Regions from separate parts of the Homo sapiens genome. Here regions 1, 2, 3, 4 and 5 are each linked to region 6. Evidence: chromatin loops called from intact Hi-C (ENCODE). Cell type or tissue: heart left ventricle. All regions are shown on one strand. Region 1 has its middle 8.6 kb from the start of NCOA3. Region 2 overlaps NCOA3 (nuclear receptor coactivator 3). Region 3 has its middle 49 kb from the start of SLC2A10. Region 4 has its middle 29 kb from the start of MIR3616. Region 5 has its middle 39 kb from the start of MIR3616. Region 6 overlaps ZMYND8 (zinc finger MYND-type containing 8).

Region 1 (4,000 bases), 220 kb before region 6:
CGCGATCTCTGCTCACTGCAACCTCTGCCCCCCAGATTTAAGCGATTCTCCTGCCTCAGCCTCCCGAGTAGTTGGGATTACAGGCACCTGCCACCAGGCCCAGCTAATTTTTTGTATTTTTAGTAGAGACAGGGTTTCACTATGTTGGCCATGCTGGTCTTGAACTCCTGACCTTGTGATCCACCCGCCTCGGCCTCCCAAAGTGCTGGGATTACAGACATGAGCCACCTTGCCCGGCCTTTGTTTTTATTTTTTGAGATGGAATCTCACTCTGTCACCCAGGCTGGAGTGTAATGGCACAATCTCGGCTCACTGCAACCTCTGCCTCCTGGGTTCAAGCGATTCTCTTGCCTCAGCCTCCTGAGTAGTTGGGATTACAGGCGTGCACCACCACGCCAGGCAAATTTTGTTTTTAGTAGAAATGGGGTTTCACCATGTTGGCCAGGCTGGTCTTAAAATCCGCCCGCCTCAGCCTCTGAAAGTGCCGGGATTACAAAAGTGAGACACCGTGCCCGACTGATTTTTTTTTTTTTTTTTTTTTTTTGAGACAGGGTTTCACTCTGCTACCCAGGCTGTAGTGCAGTGGCATGCTCACGGCTCACTGCAGCCTGGACCTTTTGGGCTCAAGTCATTTTCGTGCCTCAGTTTCTGTCCCTACTGCTATCTCCCACATTCTTCCCTCTTTCATTGTGTGAGATATAGCCAGATACCCTAATGGTTAAGAGTGTGGACTTTCCAGGAGTTCAAGACCAGCCTGGGCAACAAGGTGAGACCCCTGTCTCTACAAAATTAGAAAAATTATGGCCAGGCGCAGTGGCTCTGCCTGTAATCCCAGCACTTTGGGAGGGCCAGGTGGGCAGATGACTTGATCTCAGGAGTTTGAGACCAGCCTGGGCAACATGGCAAAACCCTGCCTATACCAAAAAAAAAAAAAAATTAGCCAAGTGTGGTGGCATGCGCCTGTAGCCTCCCAGCTACTCAAGAAGCTGAGGTGGGAGGATCACCTGAGCCAAGGAGGTTAAGGCTGCAGTGAGCCAAGATCGTGGGGCTCACGGTCTCAAAAATAAACAAATACATACAAACATACATAAATTAGCCAAGTATGATGGCATGCACCTTTAGTCCCAGCTACTGGGAGGCTGAGGCAGGAGGCTCACTAGAGCCAGGGAAGTCAAGGTGATTACACTCCACCCTGGAGTCCAAAAAGAGAAAAAAGAAAATGTGGGCTTTGACACTCACTGCCTAACCTGCTAAGCTGGTTCTGCTACTTACAAAGCTGTGTGATAGTGGCTGGTTATTTGAACTTTCTGTGCCTCCATTTCCTAAAGTGAGAACACTGATAATGATAATAATAGCAACAACAATAATGCTTATGTCATAGGGTATTATCAGGATTAAATAGAACAGCATAGTGAAAGCTCTAAACACAGTGTCAAGCACAGAGCACTCAAATGTTAATAATGATAATGTATGGCAGTTCCAAACTTGCTTCGTAGGGGTTAATATCCAAGGGTTAGTAACAATGTTCTCCTCCCTCACCCCACACCATATTTTGCTTCATGATAGTAATTACAGTGTGAAATTTCCCTGCAAGTGAAAATAGATTCCTTGGGTAGAAGCCTAAACCCTGCACATGCCTAAAACTCTGTTACGAAATACCTAATCTGAAAATGAGCTGGCACAGCCCCAAGCTCCACCCCCAGGCTGTACTCTGAACCACTTTTCTCCCTGGGAAGGACACACAACTGAGGGGGAAAGAGAGAGCAGAAGAGAGAGATCAAAAAATGCAATTTAGGGTAAACAAGTACTTGACTTCTTGTTTTGCTTAAAAGAGGGGAAAAACACCCCTGAGAAGAATCATATTTAAGACAAATTTTTGGAGATAAAGAGCAGCCTGAGCTTTACAACCCAGAGTTGCCTTATTCATGCCTCTTCCTTTAAACTCAAATCAGGGTTTGGTGACCTGTGATTTTTGTGCCAGAGATGACACATGCGCCTGTTGGAATTGGCACCTGGCCTGGCTGCAACAGACTTGTCCTGCTCCACAACCTGCAAATGACTCCACAGCTGGAAGAATTTGAAGCCCAGCTCATTTTTGTTTTGCTTTTCCTTTCTAGACTTACATATTAAACATATTTGCCTTGGAAGAAAAAATCATTTGCTATCAAATGCTTTAAAAGTACCCACTGTAAGAGGGCTAAAATAAAAATAAGGACTATGCTCATGTTGGCAGCACATACACTAAAACTGAAACAATACAGAGAAGATTAGTGTGGTCCCTGCACAAGGATGACATGCAAATTCTGTGAAGCATTCCAGTTTTGGGGTTTTTTTTGGTTTTTGTTTGTTTGTTTGTTTGTTTTTGAGACAGAGTTTCGCTCTTGTTGCCCAGGCTGGAGTGCAATGGCACAATCTCGGCTCACTGCAACCTCTGCCTCCCGGGTTCGAGCCATTCTCCTGCCTCAGCCTCCCAAGTAGCTGGGATTACAGGTGCCCACCACCAGGCCCAGCTAATTTTTTGTATTTTTAATGGAGATGGGATTTCGCCGTGTTGGCCAGGCTGGTCTTGAAATCCTGACCTCAGGTTATCCGCCTGCCTCAGCCTCCCAAAGTGCTGGGATTACAGGCGTGAGCCACCGTGCCTGACCCCAGTTTTTTGTTTTGTTTTGTTTTGTTTTTTAAGTGTTAACCACAATGTAGAGAAATTGAACCATTTGTACACTGTTGGTGGGACTGTAAAATGGTACTCCATTTCGCAAAATTGGTGGGCAGTTCTCCAAAGTGTTAAACAAAGAATTGCCATATGACCCATCAATTATACCCCTAAGTATATACCCAAGTGAATTGAAAACATATGTCCATGCAAAATCTTGTACAGTAACATCCTTAACAGGTTTGCCATGTAATTGATTGATAATAGCCACAGGGTTTTAACTTTTATGTTTTTAAAGCTAGAATCTTAACTTACCTTATACATTCACCCCTGGCATAGAACTGTTTGCATGCCCCAACATCTCTACTCCTTCCATGTTCCTACTCTGTAAGTACTAAATCACTGGAAGAGGGTTTATCCTCTCAAATAAGCTTACTGCCATCACTTTAAAACTCATTTTCTTTTTTTTTTTTTTTTTGACAGTTTTGCTCTTGTCGCGCAGGGTGGCGTGCCATGGCATGGTCTTGGCTCACTGCAACCTCTGTCTCCCAGGTTCAAGCAATTCTCCTGCCTCAGCCTCCTAAGCAGCTGGAATTACAGGCACCCACCACCATGTCCGGCTAATTTTTGTATTTTTAGTAGAGACGGGGTTCCACCATGTTATCTAGGCTGGTCTTGAACTCCTGATCTCAGGTGATCTGCCCGCCTCAGCCTCCCTAGGTGCTGAGATCACAGGCATGAGCCACCACACCTGGTCCCCAAATTCATTTTTTAAAAAAGGAAGTGTTTTACTCCAGGGCTGGAGTCAGCCAACCTTTATATGATGGGATACCAAGAGTCAGCCAAACTATATATGTTGGAATATCATGTAGTCAATGAAACATTATGAAGCTGTTTAACACTCAGCAGTTAAAAAAGATCTCCCAGATACTTCACTTTTAAAAAAAGTTGTGGATACATTGTAGGTGTATATATCAATGGAGTACATAGGATGTTTTGTTACAGTTTTGCAATGTGAAATAAGCACATCACAGAGAATGGGGTTCAGACACTTTTAAGTTAAAAAAAAAAGGTAAAGCAGTATGTATAATAGGCCTTTTTTTGTGTTACAAATATGTATATATATAGGCCAGACGTGGTGGCTCACGCCTGTAATCCCAGCACTTTGGGAGGCCAAGGTGGGCGGATCACCTGAGGCCAGGAGTTCGAGACCAGCCTGACCAATATGATGAAACCCCATCTTTACTAAAAAAATACAAAAATTAGCCGGCCATCTTAAAAAAAAAAAAAAAACCTACAAAAATTAGCCGGGCATGGCGGCGTGCACCTGTAATCCCAGCCACTCTG
Region 2 (4,000 bases), 350 kb before region 6:
TCTTAGAGATAATAAAACAACTAACAAATAAGAACAAAAACAGTGGTAGCTACTTATTAATGATGAAGTTTTATTCATTGTAGATTGATATTTTTCAACTAGCACATTAAACTTCAATTGACACTGACTTTGGCAAATACTTTAAAAGCTATAGAGTAGTGTTATATAGATTACATTATTTTGTTTCTAATTTTTAAGCTTCTCATTTCACTTGGTAAAAAAAAGGATGCAACCTCACAAATGACAAAATATCAACTTATAACCCATTCTTAAAAGATAGCAAAGATTCTTACTTATAACTGTCAGGCCTCTGAGACCAAGCCTGCACATATACATCCAGATGGTCTGAAGCAACTGAAGATCCACAAAAGAAGTGAAAATAGCCTTAACTGATGACATTCCACCATTGTGATGTTTCTGCCCCACCCTAACTTGATCAATGTACTTTGTAATCTCCCCCACCCTTAAGAAGGTTCTTTGTAATTCTCCCTACCCTTGAGAATGTACTTTGTGAGATCTAACCCCGCCCGCAAAACATTGCTCCTAACTCACTGCCTATCCCAAAACCTATAAGAACTAATGATAATCCCACCACCCTTTGCTGACTCTCTTTTTGGACTCAGCCTGCCTGTACCCAGGTGAAATAAACAGCCTTGTTGCTCACACAAAGTCTGGTGGTCTCTTCACACGGACGCACGTGACATAACCTTGGTCATCTATTCGTAACTCCTACCCCTCCTTCCATTCAGAAATTCTTATAGTACCGCGAATTGTTAATATTCTACCTTCTATATGAATCAGCAATAAAAAAAAAACTTCTATTACATCAAAAAGATGTCCATCTCATCAGTAACACTCTACTTACCACGAAGTGAAACCACCAAAAAATCTAACCAGAGAATGTAAATGGCAAGAAGTTAAAATGTTATCCTTAAACAAAGGCACAACAAGTGTGGTAAAGCACCAGGAAATAAGTCACCTACCCTTGTCCTGGAGTATCACATGGCAATTTGCGTTTTCGTGAATCACTGGCCAGTGGATCCAAGTTTTCTCCTAATCCACTCATCTTGAATATACATCAGCAACTAAGAGAGAATAATGAGAAATAAGATAAGTACATTAAAAAATATACATGACTCTATGAAGGTGTTATATGACTGAATGACTGCAACTTTTAATTCAGAACTACTTTCTCTAAACAGATAATTCTCAATATTCTTTTTCATAAATGACTATACTGAAGACAACCTCAGATTTCATATTCTAATATGAATTATGCAGAACGTATGTACTCCAAGACAGAAATGTTCCTCAAGTCCTACTAAAAATGTGTATCTTGCAGGGTGCGGTAGCTCATGCCTGTAGTCCCAGCACTTTGGGAGGTCGAGGCAGGTGGATCACCTGAGGTCAGGAGTTTGAGACCAGCCTGACCAACATGGTGAAATCCCGTCTGGCCAACATGGTGAAACCCCGTCTCTACTAAAAATAAAAAATTAGCCAGCCATGGTGGCAGGTGCCTGTAATCCTAGTTATTTGGGAGGCTGAGGCAGGAGAATCACTTGAACCGAGGGGTAGACGTTGCAGTGAGCCGAGATGGCACCACTGCACTCCAGCCTGGGTGACAAGAGCTAGACTCCGTCTCAAAAAAAAAAAAAAAAATTTGACTGATGGAAAAATAGTATGCTTTGGTTAAAATTTCATTGATGAAGAAGATAAATGTAGAGTACTTCTTGTTGAGAAAGATGATTTAAGACATCTACTAAGCCCTCATTTGCTAAGAATTTTATCTGTACTAAACTCTTGTTTAAAACAAGACGATCACTGTTGTAAAGAATTACATGTCAACCAAAGAAGTTCAACGATTCTAAACTAATTTTTATATATTAAAATGCATCTTGCATTCCAACTAAACTCTGAGACGTATGCTGGAGGACATAAATTTCCACTAGGTGGCAGAATGCTACCAGGAAGGAAGACAGATTTATAAAAATGAAAAAATTCACTCAAGATGCTGATCAAACTTCAAATGTGTAGCTTTAAAAAAAAAATCAAAAGCAAAAAAACAAAAAAAATAAAAATTTAAAAAATCACATGATCATAATATAAATCAGAAAATCTAGATTGCAACATTGTCTTTACAGATGCACTAAATATGTATTAAATTACCAAGAAAATTCATTCTATAACTTTGGTTGTAAAATGGAAAGGCTAAAAAGCTGAGATGATTTAAGTATTTGTTTTTTCCCCATGACAAGTTTAAATGAAGGACAGAAAAAGACTTAAAATAACCTTTATTAGTAGTGGCTCACTATTATTAGTAGTGGCACAGTCAGATCACACAATCTCAGGGGTATTGTATTTTCAAACGTGTCAATGTCACAAAAGACAAAGAAAGTCTGTAAACAGTCCAGATTTTAAAGGAAGCTATAAGAAAATGACAACTAAATGCAATATTTGATCCTAGACTGAATCCTGTGCTAGAGGGTAAGAAAATGCTATAAAGAATATTATTGGATCAACTGACAAAATTAGAATATGGACAATAGACATAAAAGTATGTTGTCAATATTAATACACTTAAGTTGATAAATGAACGACGGTTATTTAAGAGACCAATATTCTTAGTATAATATTTGGGGTAACAGGCTATTACATATGCAAATTATCCTCAGATGGTTAAGAAAAATTGCATATATAATGAGTGAGTGAATAAACCTGGGAATGGGGACAGGCAGAGCAAGGATGAGGAAGGGAGTTGACACTAGGTGAATCCTGACCCGGGGGGGAGATAAACGTAAAAACTCTTTGTACTATTTTCTTGCAACCTTGCTTTAAGTTTAAAATTATCCTCAAATAAAAGAGTTTTAAACTTAAAGGTATGTTCGGTTTTGATTTTCCAATTTTCATATTTAAAAAGAGTAGCTCAAGTAATCCCAGTGCTTTGGGAGGCTCAGGCAGTTTGAGTTTGAGGCACTTGAGTTTGAGACCAATCTGTGCAACACAGTAACACCCTGTCTCTACAAAATTTTTTTAAAAATAAGCCAGGCATCATGGTGCACACCTATAGCATTAACTACTTAGGAATAAAACAGGAAGACTGCTTGTTTGAGGAGTTTGAGGCTGCAGTGAGTTATGATCACGCCAATGCACTCCAGACTGGGTGACCGAGTGAGACTCTGTCTCTTAAAAACAATAATAATAATAAATTGAATAATTAAAGAGCCAGGTGCAGTGGCTCACGCCTGTAATCCCACCACTTTGGGAGGCCGAGGCGGGTGAATCACAAGGTCAGGAGATCGAGACCAGCCTGGCCAATATGGTGAAACCCTGTCTCTACTAAAAATACAAAAATTAGCTGGGCGTGGTGGCAGGCGCCTGTAGTCCCAGCTACTTGGGAGGCTGAGGCAGGAGAATCGCATGAACCCGGAAGGCGGAGGTTGCAGTGAGCTGAGATCCCGCCACTGCACTCCAGGCCTGGGTAACAGAGTGTGACTCCATCTCAAAAAATAAAAATAAAAAGAATAGTGATTCCATTCCTTAAGTACAAAAATAGAATAATTCTTGTTATGTCTCTATAATTGGTTTTATATTTGTTTCATTCAAAGGTGATTTTTAAATTGAATGGCAAACTATCCATTGAGTAATAACTTTTTTTTTTTTTTTTTTTTAAAGACAGGGTCTTACTGTGTCACCCAGGCTGAAGTGCAGTGGCACAATCTCAGCTCACTGTAACCTCGGCTTCCCAGGCTCAAGCAATCCTCCTGCCTCAGTATCCCAAGTAGCTGGGACAACAGGTGAGCACCACCACACCCAGCTAATTTTTGTATTTTTTGGAGAGACAGGGTCTCACTATGTTGCCCAGGCTGGTCTTGAACTCCTGGGTTCAAGTTATCCGCCTGCCTCAGCCTCCCAAAGTGCTGGGATTACAGGCATGACCCACCACACCCAGCCTACATTTCTTTATTTTAAATATGTAATTTATTCCACATTCTAGATATTA
Region 3 (4,000 bases), 510 kb after region 6:
GTCACCTCTCAGTGACACCTTCCCTGAGCATCCCGCTTAAAATCCAAACCCCATTTAGTGCCCTCCTCCGGGTTCCCTGCTTTCATTTCTCCATGGCACTTCTGCCCTTATCATAGACTGTACTGCAGCGTTTACCGATTATTTTGTTTGTCACCCTCACTGGAATGTCACCTCCATGATGACGGGGATTTTTGTGTTTTTATTCCCAACTACATCCTTTGCATCTAGAAAGATGACTGGCACATAGTGGGTGCTCAAAAAATTCCGTTGAATGGATGAATAAATGCAGACACAGACACTGATGAAGGTCTTACGATAAAGGAATACCCTGAAAGGCTTGCGGAGGGTCCCTGGACAATGGGATCATGGGGAACCACTATTCCCTTTGTACTTATTTATATTTTTACACATGTTTCTATAATGACTAGTAATTATTTTTGCAATCTGAAAGAGCAAACAAACAATGATATTTTAAATAAAATGCAAGGGGTTCCCATTTTTATTAGAATGAAATTGAGTCCTTATCCTCCTTTGGTACTGTCCCTCTTTATCCTCACTAATGAAAGAGAAGCAGAAAGTGCTCCTTCCTCCCACATGCTGAATGCTAGGCTCTGGGAAAAGCAGGTGTATTAGTCTGTTCTCATCCTGCTATAAAGAAGTACCCGAGACTGGGTAATTTATAAAGAAAGAGGTTTAATTGACTCACAGTTCTGCATAGCTGAGGAGGTCTCAGGAGACTTACAATCATGGCGGAAGGGGAAGCAGGCATGTTTTACATGGTGGCAGGAGAAACAGCGAGACTCTGAAGGAGAAACTGTCAAACACTTATAGAACCATCAGATCTTGTGAGAACTCACTCACTATCATGAGAACAGCATGGGAAAAACCGCTGCCATGATCCAATCACCTCACTCCATTGACACATGGGGATTATAATTCGAGATGAGATTTGGATGGAGACACAGAGCCAAATCATATCAAGGGGGGAGCAGGGGCAGCAGGCTTAAGTGTCATCCTTCCTTCTCTGCTGCCGTATATGGCGCCACCACCTGCCCAAAGGCCCAGGAAGGAGACTTGTAGGCATCTGAGACCACTCATGTTCCTCATGTCCCATGTTCCACCCCTCACCCTGTCCTGGGGGGATCTTTATCCAAAATAGGCCTTTCCCCTTTCTCATGTGAACTTCCAGCGTGCCAGGAGTGTCCCTGCAGCTCCTGCAGCCTCCTGGTGGTCATCCAGGTCCCCATCCAAATGTCCCCTACTTTGAGAGGCCCCCCCAGGGACACAGCCCAGATCTCTCACTCCATCACTGTGCATTGCCCCATCTGAAATGACCCTGGATGGGGTCCATCTCCCCCAGACAGAGCACACACCCAGTTGATCTCCTTGCTTGTCACAGCTTCCCACACATGGGGGCTCAAAACACATCTGCTGAATGGATGTGTGCTGATGTGGTTTGGAGGTTTGTCCCCTCCAAATCTCATGTTGAAATGTGATTCCCGTGCTGGAGGTGGGCACTGTGGGAGGTGATTAAATCCTGGGGGTGAGTCCCTCAGGAAAAGTTTAGTGCCACCCCCTTGGCGATGAGCGACTTCTCCCTCAGTTCATGCCACATCTGGTGGTTTAAGAGCCTGGGACGCCCCCCTTTTGCTCCCTCTCTCACCATGTGATGCACCTGCCCCTCCTTTGCCTTCCGCCATGATTGGAAGCTTCCTGAGGCCTCCCCAGAAACAGATGCCTGTGCCATGCTTGTATAATCTGCAGAACCACCAGCCAATGAAACCTCTCTTCTCTGTAAATTACCTAGCCTCAGGTATTTCTTTACAGAAATTGAAAAACGGCCTAATACACAAGCCCTGACTCCGCAGCGGTGACCAGGGACTGAGGATGACATGGGCTTGTCAGACAAAGGGAAAAGCTTCTGATAGAATGTTATGTGAAAATCCAGGCTGCAAAATCATGTGTACTGGCTGATGGCCCCTGTGTTGGAAAGCAAAACAAAACAGAATAAAAAATGTCAACAAAGTTGTCTGGGGAAAAAGGAAGAAACTATTCACTATTTAAATGTTCAACTGTCCCAGGAGGTGGGATTCTGGGCAATGTAGGTTTCTTTGTTCTGCTTTTTTGGGCTTTCCGCAGTTTTCTTTAAGGCACACCTACTCCCTTTACGATGAAAAAAGTGGTACATAGGAGGCAAAGGAACCCTCGCGCCCTCTGCTGTTCATCATTTGCTACTGCAATGCCCCTCCCAGGATCTGCCGGAAGTGCTGTGTGGGGGTGACAGGTGTTCCCCCCCACCCCCTAAATTTCAAAGCAGGCTTTTCCTGTATCAGAAACGGATGTCAAAGGGAATCATGACAGACTCTCCCATCCCCCGGGAGTCTTTCCAAATTCCCCTCAGTCCCCTCATCCTCTGCGGAAGGCCCCCAGAGCTCCATTCCCACACCCAGGTCAACTCCCCCTGCGTCCCTGTCCCTCCTAACTCCTTTCCCCGTCCCTTGATGAGCTCTAGGAGTGGGAGGTGCATGAGGACAGCAGAGTCAGGCCTCTGGGTTGAAATCCTGTGTGTCCTTGGACATGTCACTTAGCTGCACAGGACCTCAGTCTCCTCATCCATATAATGGGACAGTGAGGAGCCAGGTTTTCTCAGCCTCAGCACTGCTGACATCCCACCCGGATCGATGTTTGTTACGTGGGCTTGTCTTGTGCATTGTAGAAAGTTTAGCAGCATCCGTGGCCTCCACCCACTAAATGTCAGCAGGACCCCTCCTGCCTAGGGCCGACAGCCAAAACGGTCTCCAGACATTGCTGAGTGTCTCCTGGGGCACAAACTCACCCCAGGTGAGACCACTGCAAGCCTCGTTTCTGTCAGTCATTACACTTTGCATCGTGCTACAGTTTTCTGCGGTTAGAAGGTGCTCAGAAAATACCAACTGAAGGAGAATTTAGGGATAATCTGCTCTGAAAACAAAAAAGAGGAAGAAGGAAGAGCAGGGATTGAAAGGGAGGCCTGATGCTCTCGTCCCCCGCGTCCTCCACCCCAGCTAGCTGCTGCCTGCAGGCGAGGTCAGTTACATCTTGGCCCCATCAATGTCCCCCTGCCCTTGCCTGAGCAGGCCTCAGGCTGCAGAGTTGGGACGGGCCTCCCAGGCCCCCTTCGTGCTGGGCCTGTTGTGCTTGGCCCTGCCTGCGGTCTCCACCGAGAGGAGAACGTACTCAATTAACCTACAAAAAACAATAGCAAAAAGGGTCAGAGTGATTGTGAAAAAGAAAAGGTGCTGAAAGATTCTGGCAAACAGGCCCCCAGTGGGGGTGGACAAGGGCAGCCAAAGAGTTTGGCTAAAGTGGGAGAAAACTCAGCAGCGTGGGGGCACTGGTGTCCCCTTGAGGGGACAAGGTCAGCTAGGAAAACAGACTTACTCCATTCCTTGGCCTGTGGGCCTCCCATTTTTGAGTGTGGAGGCAAGGAAAACACAGCTGGAGCCAGGTCTCCTGGGTTCCCTACGCTGGGGTGGAGGGGGGCACAGAGAGCCTCAGGAAGTGTTTGCAGCATTGCGGGTCTTGCTGGCGTGGGGGCAGATTCTTACCTCCTCAGTTCCTGGAGGGAGAAGATCTTTATATCCCCAAAGCCTACAGCTCAAGGAATCAGCGATTAGCATAGTGGAGGGTTCTGCTAGGCAGTCTCTCTGTGTGGCTGGAGCTGAGGCCCCTGCCCTATGGCCCTCCCCTGGGGAGAGTGGCCTCTACTGTTAGCAATGATCCTCAGGTACTAAGGGCCAGGCACTGTACCAAGCACTCTATACATTTTACCCTAATTCATCCTTCCGATCCCACTGTGTGATAGCCTCTAGTTATCTGTTTATGTGCACATAGTAGGTATGCATATTTTTGTGTACCTACTATGTGCATATTTGTTGAGCACCTACCAGTGCCAGGTTCTATCCTTGGTGGTGGAAATTCAATGATGAGAAAAAACATGTGGGAATGCAGAACAGCTGTC
Region 4 (4,000 bases), 77 kb after region 6:
TTGAGGCCAGGAGTTCAAGACCAGCCTGGCCAACATGGCGAAGCCCCATCTCTACTAAAAATACAAAAATTAGCCAGGTGTGGTGGCATGCGTCTGTAGTCCCAGCTACTCGGGAGGCTGAGGCACAAGAATCGCTTGAACCCGGGAGGCGGAGATTACAGTGAGACGAGATCATGTCACTGCACTCCAGCCTGGGCGACAGAGCGAGACTCTGTCTCAAAATAAAACCAAAACCCCAAACAAATACCAAATACTTAATGGTTGAATTTATTTTTTTTTCTTTTTTGAGATGGAGTCTCGCTCTGTCGCCCAGGCTGGAGTGAAGTGGCGTGATCTCGACTCACTGCAATCTCCGCCTCTTGGGTTCAGGCAATTCTCTTGCCTCAGCCTCCCGAGTAGCCGGGATTACAGGCATGCACCACCATGCCCAGCTAATTTTTTTTGTATTTTTAGTAGAGACGGGGTTTCACCATGTTGGCCAGGCTGGTCTCGAACTGATGACCTCAAGTGATCCACCTGCTTCAGCCTTTTTTTGAGATTTTTGATACATGGTCTTGCCTTTCTCTGTCACCTAGGCTGGAGGGCAGTGATGTGATTGTGACTGCAGCCTCAAACTTCTGGGGCTCAAGCGATCCTCCCGATTCAGCCTCCCAAAATGCTGGGAATTATAGGTGTAAGCCACTGCACACGGCCAAATGGTTGAATTATAAAATCAGCATTTGGCTAGAGCCGGATTATCATCACTCTCAGATGAACTTCAGGATATAAAAATAAATCCGGCTGGGCTCGGTGGCTCATGCCTGTAATCCCAGCACTTTGGGAGGCTGAGGTGGGTGAATTGCTTGAGCCCAGGAGTTTGAGACCAGCCTGGTCAACATGGCAAAATCTCCACAAAAAATACAAAAAATTCAGCCAGGTGTGGTGGTGCACGGCTGTAGTCCCAGCTACTCAGGAGGCTGAGGTAGGAGGATCACTTGAGCCTGGGAGGTCGAGGAAGCTGCGGTCGCACCACTTGACTCCAGCCTGGGCAACAAAGTGAGACCCTATCTCAAACCAACCAACCAACCAACCTACCAACCTAACATTTCTCCCAGACAATTGAAGCCATTGTTACAATTACATTATTAAACACTGGCGCGGCCCATGTCTAAAGCTGGGCAGAGTGCAGGAACAGCGTTTCCCAGCCCTGTAGGTGGCTGGGCCACTCTCGAGGCCACCACAGCGTCCATCTGCCTCCTGCATAGACATTGTGTCAACCGAGGCCACCACTATGGTCACTGTAGAAGGTCACCTTACCATGACCTCTTGGGCCTAACATATCGTCGACGGTGCTGCAGTATCATCAGAGCAATCCCTGTAGCCCGGCGCAGCCCAAAGCAGACGCCTTGAGAATCCTTTCTCGGAAGGCTTGCGTTATTGCTCTTTCCGGGTCCCACTTCAAGTGGCACCTGCGGGCGGCTGGGTCAGCTGTGGGGCCGCACTGCCCCCTGGTGGTTGCAGATGAGCACAGCTTCTCGGGCGCTGAGCTTGCATCATGGGGCTCAAAATATTAGGGAAAAATGGTCCATCGTTTTTAACGCGAATTCTCCTCTTGCCAGAATGAACCACAGGTCCGTGCCACAACATGGGTACACCTCAAAAACATTCTGAGTCAAAGAAGCCAGGCACCAAAGATTACGCTCTGAGTCCATTTATATGAAGTTCTAGATCTGGCCAAACTACCTTAGCGACAGGAACCGGAACAGTCATGGAATGCGGATATAGACTGGGCAGGGGTGCGAGGGAGCCAGCCTTTTGCCTGGAAACGTTTTCCATCTTGATCTGGGTGCTGTAATTATCCCAGCATAATCATACGTAAAAATACTTGAGATTTGAGATTTGTGCAATAGACTTTATATTAATTATAAAATAAAAAAAATTTAAAATGTATGAAGGAATCCCTTGCCCAGACGCTTCATCCTGCCCCTTCTAGCCATTCTTTCCATGGCAGCCAGGGTGATTTTGAGAATATCAATCATATCACAGCACCCTCCTGTTTAAAACCTGATTGGTTTTAAGCACCCTGCTTAAAACCTTCTGATATCTTGTCACTGGATTTAGAATACAATTTAAAATCCAAAATGAATAGGGTCCCACGACATCTGGCCGGGCCTTGCCCTTGCGCCCTATCATGCTCGCACCCTCTGACCTTGGCCTTGGCCTCCAGCCACACCGGCTTCCTTTCCTTCCTTTGTCCTGCCTGGAACCGTGTATTTCCTGCACCTCTCCCTGGAATGCTGTCCCTGGCCTTTCTTGTTGTACTGGTCTGAGTTCAAGTGTCACCTCCTTAGAGGTGACCAGCGAGTCCACAGCAAATGCTTTTCGGGGGAGTCTGCACTGCATCAGCCCAATGCTTGCTTCCGGACTCCAGGCACTGTCTGAAGTGACTCTGTACTGGGGAAGAAAGCAGCCTCCTTCTTTGAGCTAACAGTACCATGCTGTGTGCCCTAAAAGTTAAAATCTCAGCCAGCAAAAAGATCCTCAATATTTTACCTCCTGGGCAAGCACCAAGACCCCTTTATGGCCCCTGAATGTTCCCTGGAGAGATACTGCCATCTCTGTCAAGAAGTTCTTCTTGGGACCCCTTTCAACAGGTCTTCTTGAAGTTGGCTAAAGTAGGCCTCCAAGAGCCACCTTCCCCTCCCTGCGGAGGCTCATACGACCCCTCCTCTCCTGCTGACCTCAAGGCAGATCTTGGAAGGGGACACAGATTGTGGCTCAAGCCTGAATGAAGCCTGTACCTGGGGTGTGTGCTGGTTCCCTGCTCCTGGCTGGCGAAAACCTTTTTTCTTGTGGGACCCAGCTGACTGGCGGCAAAGGCTACCTCCCAGTGTCAATAGGGCCGCTTTCAGTCCGGTTCCCTGCACTTTGTGACGGTCGGGACCTCATCTGCTCATTTTCACCTCTGCATCCAGAAGTTGAAACGAGCACCTGGTAAATAACAGACCTGTGCATAACCCGGATCTATTTCCAAAACACATCGCTAAGTGAAAAAAAGCCAATGGCACATGCCACCCTTTGTGTAACAATGAAGAAGAAATAAGAAATATATTGTCATATTTCCATAAAGAAACTTTAAAAGGATACAAAAGAAATGAAGGGGCCGGGTGCGGTGGCTCACACCTGTAATCCCAGCACTTTGGGAGGCTGAGGCGGGTGGATCACCTGAGGTCAGGAGTTCGAGACTACCCTGGCCAACATAGTGAAACCCCATCTCTACTAAAAATATGAAAATTAGCTGAGCGTGGTAGCTCACACCTGTAGTCCCAGCTACTTGGGAGGCTTGAGGCATGAGAATCACTTGAACCCGGGAGGCAGAAGTTGCAGTGAGCTGAGATCATGCCACTGCACTCCAGCCTGGGCAACAGAGTGAGACTTGGTCTCAAAAGAAATTAAGGAATGCAGCTGCTTACAGGAGGCTGATGAAATCAGACATATGAGTGACAGGTGGGAGAGTGCCTTCATCACACTGAAAATTGTGAATGGGTGAGCTGTAGGAGCATGGATGAGTGGATATATTCCAGCCTCTTTGAAACTTGTTAACAGGATTTTCCCAGGGGTCCCTGGCTCTCAGACCACTGAGACCACCTTGTGTTGGACAATGGGGCCTCAGAGAAGGGTCTTTCTTGCTACATCCCACATGGCCACAGCCTTTACCCAATGCTGTGGGGCACACAGAGAAAGGGCTAGTGATGCTGTTTGGGGGAAACCAAGGCTGGAAACAAGCTCCTGAGGGCCACAGGTTATTGACAGAGAAGTCTCCAAAACTGACATCTGACCTTTACGATGCTCCTATAGGGCCAGGCAAGATGGCACATGCCTGTAATCCCGGCACTTTGGGAGGCTGAGGCGGGAAGATCACTTGAGGCCAGGGGTTTGAGACCAGCCTGGGCAACATAGTGAGACCCTGTTTCTACAAAAATAAAAAATTAAAAAAATTTAAAAAAAGGTGCTCTTATAG
Region 5 (4,000 bases), 67 kb after region 6:
TGAAGCAATTCTCCTGCCTCAGCCTCCCGAGTAGCTGGGATTACAGGTGCCTACCACCCATGCCCAGCTAATTTTTGTATTTTTAGTAGAGATGGGGTTTTCGCCATGTTGGCCAGGCTGGTCTCGAACTCCTTGTCTCAGGTGATCCACCCACCTTGGCCTCCCAAGTCTTTTTTTTTTTTGAGACAGAGTTTTGCTCTTGTTGCCCAGGCTGGAGTGCAATGGCGCGATCTTGGCTCACTGCAACCTCCGCCTCCCGGGTTCAAGCAATTCTGCTTCAGCCTCCCGAGTAGTTGGGGTTACGGGCATCCACCACCACACCCAGCTAATTTTGTATTTTTAGTAGAGATGAGGTTTCTCCATGTTGGTCAGGCTGGTCTCGAACTCCCAACCCCAGGTGATCCGCCTGCCTCAGCCTCCCAAAGTGCTGGGATTACAGGTGTGAGCCACCGTGCCTAGCCTCCAAGTCATTTTTTTAAGTGAGAAGAATGTTAGCTTCCCGTTCCTGGGCATGTGTGTGCACCTTTCCTCTGTTGTCTCATTTCATCCTGAAGACCAGAGAAAGGAGGGGCCATGGCTACGAGGGGTCATCCATTGTCTTCTTTCAGCTCCTGCCTTTCTAGTCTCAACTGCACTCTCTGCTCCTTTGACCTGATACCCTCTTCTGTGGCTGGTACCTGATTCTTCAGATGTCACTCCTGAAATAGCCACCTGCCCACGGGCCCATCATGCCCTCAATATTTTCTTCATATCTCTGAGCAAAGGGTGTGGGGTTTTATTACTTCTCCTGTGTGTCCCAGTTGAATGTGAGCTGGGTGAGGGAGGTGCTTTCTCTGTTCCCTGCTGTGTCCCCAGGGCTTGGACACAATGAAGGTCATGCCACTCCTAAGTAGCGAGCAGCCAGCAGCTGGGCTCCTAAGTAGCGAGTAGCCAGCAGCGCAGCATTCAAATGCAGAGGCCACCTTGAGGTGTCCCACTGCACCCCCATCCAGCCTCTGCCGCAACCTCCCTTAGAAGCAAAGACATCTAGGGAAGTGGCTTGCTTACTCGAGGATAGAGAAATGGTTGCTTTTAGTTTTACCATTCATCTGACCAGGTAAAACAGCCCACATGACTCAAATCTGAAGATACGAAAGGGCCCATAGTATAAAGCCTCTCCCTCCCTGCTACCTCGGTCCCCTCCAATCCCCCTTCCCACATAGTCCTCAGGGAGAGTCTGCATTTACAAACAAATGCAGAGACATTTTTCTCTGCTCCTTTTCTTCTTTTTTAAGACGGAGTCTCGCTCTGTCGCCCAAGCTGGAGTGCAGTGGCGCAATCTCAGCTCACTACAACATCCACCTCCTGGATTCAAGCAATTTTTCTGCTTCAGCCTACCGAGTAGCTGGGATTAAGGGCACCCGCCACAATGCCCAGCTGAGTTTTGTATTTTTAGTAGAGACAGGGTTTCACCATGTTGACCAGGCTGGTCTTGAACTCCTGACCTCAGGTGATCTGCCCGCCTCGGTGTCCTAAAGTGCTGGGATTACAGGCATGAGCCACTGCTCCCGGCCCCCTTTTTCTACATAAATGATAGCATTTGATACACACTCTTCTGCCCTGTCCCCTTGCCCCGTTTTTTTTTTTTAAACTTAATCTGAAGCCTTGAGTATTGATCCATATCAGTGCAGTTCAAGAGCACCTCCATCCATTTTTAGGGGGTGTGATATCTGCTATGTGGACACGGGATAATGCATGTGGCCAGCCCCCAGCTGGTGGACATTGAGATTGTCCCCAAACTCTGGCCACGGCAAACGGCCCTGCAGTGAGCACCATTATAAAATGACTCCCCAGGCTCCTCTTAGCTGCCCAGTGGGGTGGTTATTCCACTCTTTGTGCAGCTTGGAAAACTGAGACTCAGGGGTTACATGCATTTGGAGGGGTCAGGTTTTTAGTTGCAAATAACAGAATCCACTCCACCTAATTAGAACACTCTCTAATCTGCTTACTTCTCAGGCCACACCAGTGGGTCAGTGAGAGGCCAGGTAGGAGGGGAGGGGCTTGAAGGTTCCAGTCTGGGTTGAGTGTTTTCAGAATGAGGAGAAGAAGAGGGAGATGCAGTGAGGTCTGGTGAACCTGGCAGAAGCTGCCAGTTCCTTGCTGGTTTCCTTTGGCAATGACCGGGGCAGGAACTGGCTCAGACCTTTTCATGCAGTCCAGCAAGCTCGCTATCTGGTGGCCATAGGCAAAACTGCAGCCTGTGGAGAGATCTGGCCCACTGGGGACAGCGAGCACGTGGGCCAAAACCCTTCATTCCGGAGACAGCTGTTCACTGAGCTCTCTGTATGAGTCAAGTCCTCAGTAGTGACACAGTAGTGAACAAAACAGGTTCGGTCTCTGTCCTTATTGATCTGACACTCTCACTGGGAAGCAATTTGATACCTGTATGCATGTAATATAATCCCAGGCGGGCTAGATGCGCTGAAGGTAAATAAAGCTAGGCGGGTAGGGAGATGATGTGATTGGGAGCCCTCTCTGAGGGGCTCACCGTTCAGTAGAACCTGAAGGGGGTTTCTTTCCGAGGGGACTGAGCCCAATTATTTTATTTATTTATTTTTTGAGACAAGGTCTTGCTCTGTCGCCCAGGCTTGAGTGCTATAGGGACGTCTCTGCTCACAGCAACTTCCGCCTCCCAGGCTCACCCCATCCTCCCGCCTCAGCCTCCTGAGCAGCTGGGACTACAGGCACACGCCACCATGCCCAACTAATTTTTAAATTTTTTTGCAGAGACGGGGTTTCACAATGTTGCCCAGGCTGGTCTTGAACTCGTGAGCTCAAGCGACTCACCCGCCTTGGCCTCCTAAAGTGCTGGGATTATAAGTGTGAGCCAGTGTGCCTGTCTATTTTATTATTTTATTTTATTTTGAGACAGAGTCTCACTCTGTTGCCCAGGCTGGAGTGCAGTGGCACGATTTTGGCTCACTGCAACTTCCGCCTCCCGGGTTCAAGCAATTTCTGGCTAATTTTTGTATTTTTTGTAGAGACGGGGTTTCACCATGTTGGCCTGGCTGGTCTCAAACTCCTGACCTCAACGATCCACCTGCCTTGGCCTCCCAAAGTGTTAGTATTACAGGCATGAGTCACCGCGCCCGGCCGACCGTCCATTTTAAACTATACAGTCGAGTGGCGATAATCAGAGTTGAGTTTTCCAAAGGTCAGCATTTAGCTGCCACCTTCATATCAGGGTACATCAGGACCCCATCTATATTCTTATTTATTTTCTTTAGTCTAGAGAAGCAAAGGTCACCTATATTCCTCCAAGTGTCGCTGATGTGGGCCTGCCCCACGTGGGGCTCTGTGCTGAGGCTTTCCATGCTGTAATCCTTCGGGTTTTGTAATAACTCCCTACATGGAGCAGGCCCTCGTAACAGGCCCATTCTCCCAGTGAGGCAGCTGAGGTTCAGAGAGAAAAAAGTGACTTGCTCAAGATCACACAAAAGGTCACTGCAGAGCCGGGACTCAAACCAGTCTGCTTACTTCCCAAGCCAGTTCAGTGAATCATCAGGCAACACTGCCCCAGTCACAACTAGCCCTGTGTGTGTGTGTGACACCGTGGTGAGTTTACAAAATGACTCCCCAGGCTTCTCTTAGCTGCCCTGGGGTGGTTATTCCACTCTGTGCAGCTCGGGAAACGGACACTTGGGGGATACATGAATTGGGAGGGGTCAGGTTTTTAGTTGCAAATAACAGAATGCACTCCAGCTAATTTGAGCAGAAAAGGCATTTGTTAAAGGATATTGAGTGGCTCACAAATCCCTGGGAAGGCCAGAGAGATGGATTAGGAGATTGCACAGCAACCAACAATGTCCAGATTACATTGCAGGACCTTTGTGTTAAGACTTCCCACATTGGCCAGGCATGGTGGCTAACGCATGTAATCCCAGCACTTTGGGAAGCTGAGGCGGGCAGATCACCTGAAGTCAGGAGTTTGAGACCAGCCTGGCCAACATGGCGAAACCCT
Region 6 (4,000 bases):
ACAGGTGTGAGCCACTGGGCCTGGCCCAAAGTCTGAGTTTTTAAGTAAAACCTCCAATTCTTAAATGTCAGGTTTTTAAGTAAAATCTCCAATTATTAAATGTCAGTTTAAGATGTCTTGGAAGATTTTCTAGAATGAATAAAGCAGGTTGGAGTACCAGCTTTAGGCTTCTGGCCTAAAGCCTTGGACAGCCTTTCACACTCGCTTCCTTCCTTGGTCTCTCTCTCTCTCCCTCCCTCTCTCCCTCACTCCCTTCACACAGGAATTCTTTAAGGAGCAAGCATCAGTTCTTCAGGATACCATGAATGTCCCCAAGAGTTAAAATAATGAGGATTTAGTTGTGAACTCAAATAATTCTACTGACTTTGCTTGTGTTGTTTCTTGGGAAATTTTTTTTCTTTTTTCTTTTCCTTGGGTTATTTTCAAGAACTGCTTCTAGCTGCTCCCCAGATGGTGGTAGGAGGGGTAGAGAGAGCCTGTGGCTTTTGGTTCTGTAAAATAAAGGCTGCAGTCTATATCTTTCTCTAGTTCTGATTCATAGCTGTGTGGTCCTAGACACTCATGGTTGAGTCATAGAGCTTTGTTTTGGAATTGACATAATTTGTGTTGACACAGTTTCAGAAAAGTCTTCCTTTTTACCCCCTTGTTTCTGACCAGAGTCCTTAAAAGCTTACTTTGTTTCATGACACGGTTCCATTTAAGCCAAGTTCACAAAACATGGTACTTAATTACACAATCCTTCGGCACATTAATTCCCATAAAGAGCATGCTTTTCAGGAAATGTTTAAAATTTTAACCTTGGCAGCGACTTTGTGAATTAGTGTTGCCTGAACTTTCATTGCCATGGTTTTCTGCCGTATTTTATTACATACTTAAATATGAAAATTGTAATGCAGCTTTGTCCTAAGCTAAACACAATGTATAGGCTCGTGTGTTTAAATTGCTTGTTGTGGCTTTTCCTAATATATGTGAAATTAATACATAACTAGTAAAATGAAACATGGCATATATATGACCATTGGTTCTCCTGCACCACATTTCAAAAAATTCAGTTTTATAGGAATATAAGAACAGGGATAATGTGTTTAATTTAGCTTCTGTCTTCCCTTGGGAGGTACAAAAGGAGAAAGATAAATGACATCAGACTTCCTGGAAAAATATACCTCATTCTTTGAGTGCTTTTTAGGTGAGAAGTTAGTTGAATCCCCCATTTGAGTAGACTTTAAAGTCCCTTTCCTAAAATATAATCTCCTTGCTGGTATGTGCTTAGGTCATTTTACTAATCATGAATTAGCCAATGTGTAGTGTAGGAAGAGAGAGTGATATTGAAAATTATTTTACTCTTACAAATTGCCCCCTTTTCTGTCAGGGGCTAGATAGTATGTATTTTAGGCTTTTTGGGTCTTTTTTCCAACTCTGCAACTATTTAGTCATTGTTGCAGTAACGTAGCCACAAGCTGCTGTAGTCCCAGCTACTGAGGAGGCTGAGCTGGGAGGATCAATTAAGCCTAGGAGTTTGAGGCCACAATGACCTGTGATTGTGCCACTGCACTCCAGCCTGGACAATAGAGTGAGACCCTAGCTCAATAAACAGCTAGCTAGATAGAAGAAAATAGAGCAGCCGTAGACAGTTAAGACTTTTTTAATGGACACCGGAATTTATTTACTTATTTAAATTTTTATATTTTTTGAGATGAAGTCTTGCTCTGTTGCCCAGGCTAGAGCGCAGTGCCACGATCTCGGCTCACTGCAACCTCCACCTCCTGGGTTCAAGTAATCCTCCCACCTCAGCCTCCTGAGTAGCTGGAATTACAGGCATGCGCTACCATGCCCAGATGTTCTTTGTATTTTTAGTAGAGACAGGGTTTCACCATGTTGGCCAGGCTGGTCTGAAACTCCTGACCTCAGGTAATCCACCCGCCTCAGTCTCCCGAGGTGTCCAGACACTGGAATTTAAATTTCATATAAGTTGCATGTTTCATGAGCTATTAATTCTTTTCCCCCCAACCATTAAAAAAATGTTAAAATACCTTTCTTCGCTTGCAGGCCCCTCAGGAACAGGTGATATGCCCAATTTGACCCTTGAGCTATAGTTTGCCAACCACTATTACAGACTAAGAGGATTAGAAGAAACTGAGTCATTTTACAGAAGGCAAATTGAGAGCCATGCAGAGTGTAAGGGAGGTGTGAAAGTCCCCACAGCCAGATTCTGCATCCATACCTGTTTCCTTTCTCTGCACCCTACTGCCATCTGCTGTTAGCAGTGATAATAGCATTTAGTGGAGGGAGATGGGAAATTTGTATTAAAATGCTTCCACAGTCAGGATAATATAATTGAGATAAGACAGTAGTTCACCCAAAATCGTGTAAAATAATTGCCATGTCATAGAATAGAAAATAATATAGTAGCCTCACCAGTGAAAGTTTTGTAACCAGTAACATAAAACTACAGATTGAAATGTTATTGCATAAAACTTGTACAACAGTGTAGAAATCTTGTTTTTGTTTAGAAGATTGGAGAACTCAGAGCTGTGTGCCTATAATCCTTAGAACTGGATATTTAGCTTTCTAAGAAGCACTTTGCTCAGCCAGAAGTCTTTAACTCACAGTGTCCTATAATCTTGCTAGCTAGGTGGCCTAAGTGGTTAATATTCTGAGTGATTTTTGTAGTTTCCCCTTTATATAGACCTCCTGGCCAGAATGGTTACCTTCACCGGTATTTGTTTGCGCGATCTCGATGTAAGTTATTAATATGTATTAGGGTCAGAGTCGGGGGGCCTGACATTCACCACCCTCTGGGCTAATGGTCCTTTGGTCTGGTAGCTACACTGTGAGTTACCATTTAAGAAAGGAAAGAGGGTCCGGGTGCGGTGGTTCACGTCTGTAATCCCAGCACTTTGGGAGGTCGAGACAAGCGGATCACGAGGTCAGGAGATTGAGACCATCCTGGCTAACACGGTGAAACCCCGTCTCTACTAAAAATACAAAAAATTAGCTGGGCGTGGTGGCATGTGCCTGTAATCCCAGCTACTTGGGAGGCTGAGGCAAGAGAATTGCTTGAATCCGGGAGGCAGAGCTTGCAGTGAGCCGAGATCGCACCACTGCACTCCAGCCTGGGCAACAGAGTGAGACTCTGTCTCAAAGAAAAAAAAAGAGGTTTCATATTACTCCCCCCCCCCTTTTTTTATAATTGTGAAATCAATATGTTTTTGTCATAAATTAGTTCTTTATTACAGAATTTAAAGTCACTGATGGCTGGGTGCAGTGGCTCATGCCTGTAATTCCAGCACTTTGGGAGGCCGAGGTGGGCGGATCACTTGAGGTCAGGAGTTTGAGACCAGCCTGGCCAACATGGCGAAACCCCGTCTCTACTAAAAATACAAAAACTTAGCCAGGCGTGGTGGCACACGCCTGCAGTCCCAACTACACAGGAGGCTGAGGCAGGAGAATCACTTGAACCCGGGAGGTGGAGGTTGCAGTGAGCTTGAGATCACGCCACTGTACTCCAGCCTGGGAGACAGAGCGAGACTCCATCTCAATCGATCAGTCAATGAAATAAAGTCACTGAGAATCTCACCTCTCACAGCCAGTCCTTAGATTGTGTTTCCAGCGCTTTTTATATGTGGTTATAAGTCCTACTGTTAAGCTGAAAGCTCAAATACAGGGATCAGGCAGATATGGCAGTGAGTGAGGTTGGGGAGTGGTAGGTAGAGACTGGGATGAATGAAAGCAGACATACGTTTCTTTCCATACCTGTTACACATCGTGTGCTTTTGTGTGCATATGGGTGTATAACACTTAACCCAAGGGGTGCGGACTTTTCTGATACATAGTGCATGCTAGAGGTACTACAGCAGCTTGGGGCTACTTTAGTGCTACAATGATAAGCAGCTCTTTCATAAGGAAATACAATAGGGCAAATGCTAGCATGCACCATGTGTCAGAAGAGTCAGTAGCTCTTGGGTAAGTTTTACACACCCATGTTACCCATAAGTGTTAC

Evidence for each region. Hi-C counts contacts between places; a loop is a spot of excess contacts. Peaks named below come from ENCODE experiments on the same cell type or tissue, not always from the same donor. Only the 100,000 strongest peaks of a DNase experiment are listed, where the experiment ranks them.
Region 1: it touches region 6 in a loop (2.3-fold over the local background); 29 of 110 quality-filtered maps call a loop at or near these places.
Region 2: it touches region 6 in a loop (5-fold over the local background); 74 of 110 quality-filtered maps call a loop at or near these places.
Region 3: a loop joins it to region 6, with 4 times the contacts of the local background. A loop is called at or near these places in 12 of 110 quality-filtered maps.
Region 4: it touches region 6 in a loop (8-fold over the local background); 48 of 110 quality-filtered maps call a loop at or near these places.
Region 5: a loop joins it to region 6, with 3 times the contacts of the local background. A loop is called at or near these places in 50 of 110 quality-filtered maps.

Annotation. Positions count from the first base shown.
Region 1 is chr20:47,491,303-47,495,302 of GRCh38, reverse strand. It overlaps the pseudogene RNU6-563P. Among named protein-coding and RNA genes, the nearest start is that of NCOA3, 8.6 kb to the left of the region's middle. In heart left ventricle, no CTCF peak of the experiment used is centred here; DNase peaks (open chromatin) are centred at 1,692 and 2,012; H3K4me3 peaks cover 354 bases; H3K27ac peaks cover 2,901 bases.
Region 2 is chr20:47,619,314-47,623,313 of GRCh38, reverse strand. NCOA3 (nuclear receptor coactivator 3) reads right to left here. Exons shown (of 23, transcript NM_181659.3): 3 at 984-1,085. The coding sequence starts at 1,066. Among named protein-coding and RNA genes, the nearest start is that of NCOA3, 120 kb to the right of the region's middle. In heart left ventricle, a CTCF peak has its summit at 1,942 (motif pointing right); no DNase peak of the experiment used is centred here.
Region 3 is chr20:46,756,493-46,760,492 of GRCh38, reverse strand. No RefSeq gene overlaps it. Among named protein-coding and RNA genes, the nearest start is that of SLC2A10, 49 kb to the right of the region's middle. In heart left ventricle, a CTCF peak has its summit at 2,220 (motif pointing left); a DNase peak (open chromatin) is centred at 2,226; H3K27me3 peaks cover 181 bases.
Region 4 is chr20:47,194,024-47,198,023 of GRCh38, reverse strand. No RefSeq gene overlaps it. Among named protein-coding and RNA genes, the nearest start is that of MIR3616, 29 kb to the right of the region's middle. In heart left ventricle, a CTCF peak has its summit at 1,501 (motif pointing left); a DNase peak (open chromatin) is centred at 1,463.
Region 5 is chr20:47,204,072-47,208,071 of GRCh38, reverse strand. No RefSeq gene overlaps it. Among named protein-coding and RNA genes, the nearest start is that of MIR3616, 39 kb to the right of the region's middle. RefSeq lists a silencer at 693-987. In heart left ventricle, a CTCF peak has its summit at 2,219 (motif pointing left); a DNase peak (open chromatin) is centred at 2,211.
Region 6 is chr20:47,271,236-47,275,235 of GRCh38, reverse strand. All of the region lies in intron 11 of ZMYND8 (zinc finger MYND-type containing 8), which reads left to right. Among named protein-coding and RNA genes, the nearest start is that of ZMYND8, 83 kb to the left of the region's middle. In heart left ventricle, a CTCF peak has its summit at 2,257 (motif pointing left); no DNase peak of the experiment used is centred here; H3K27ac peaks cover 2,405 bases.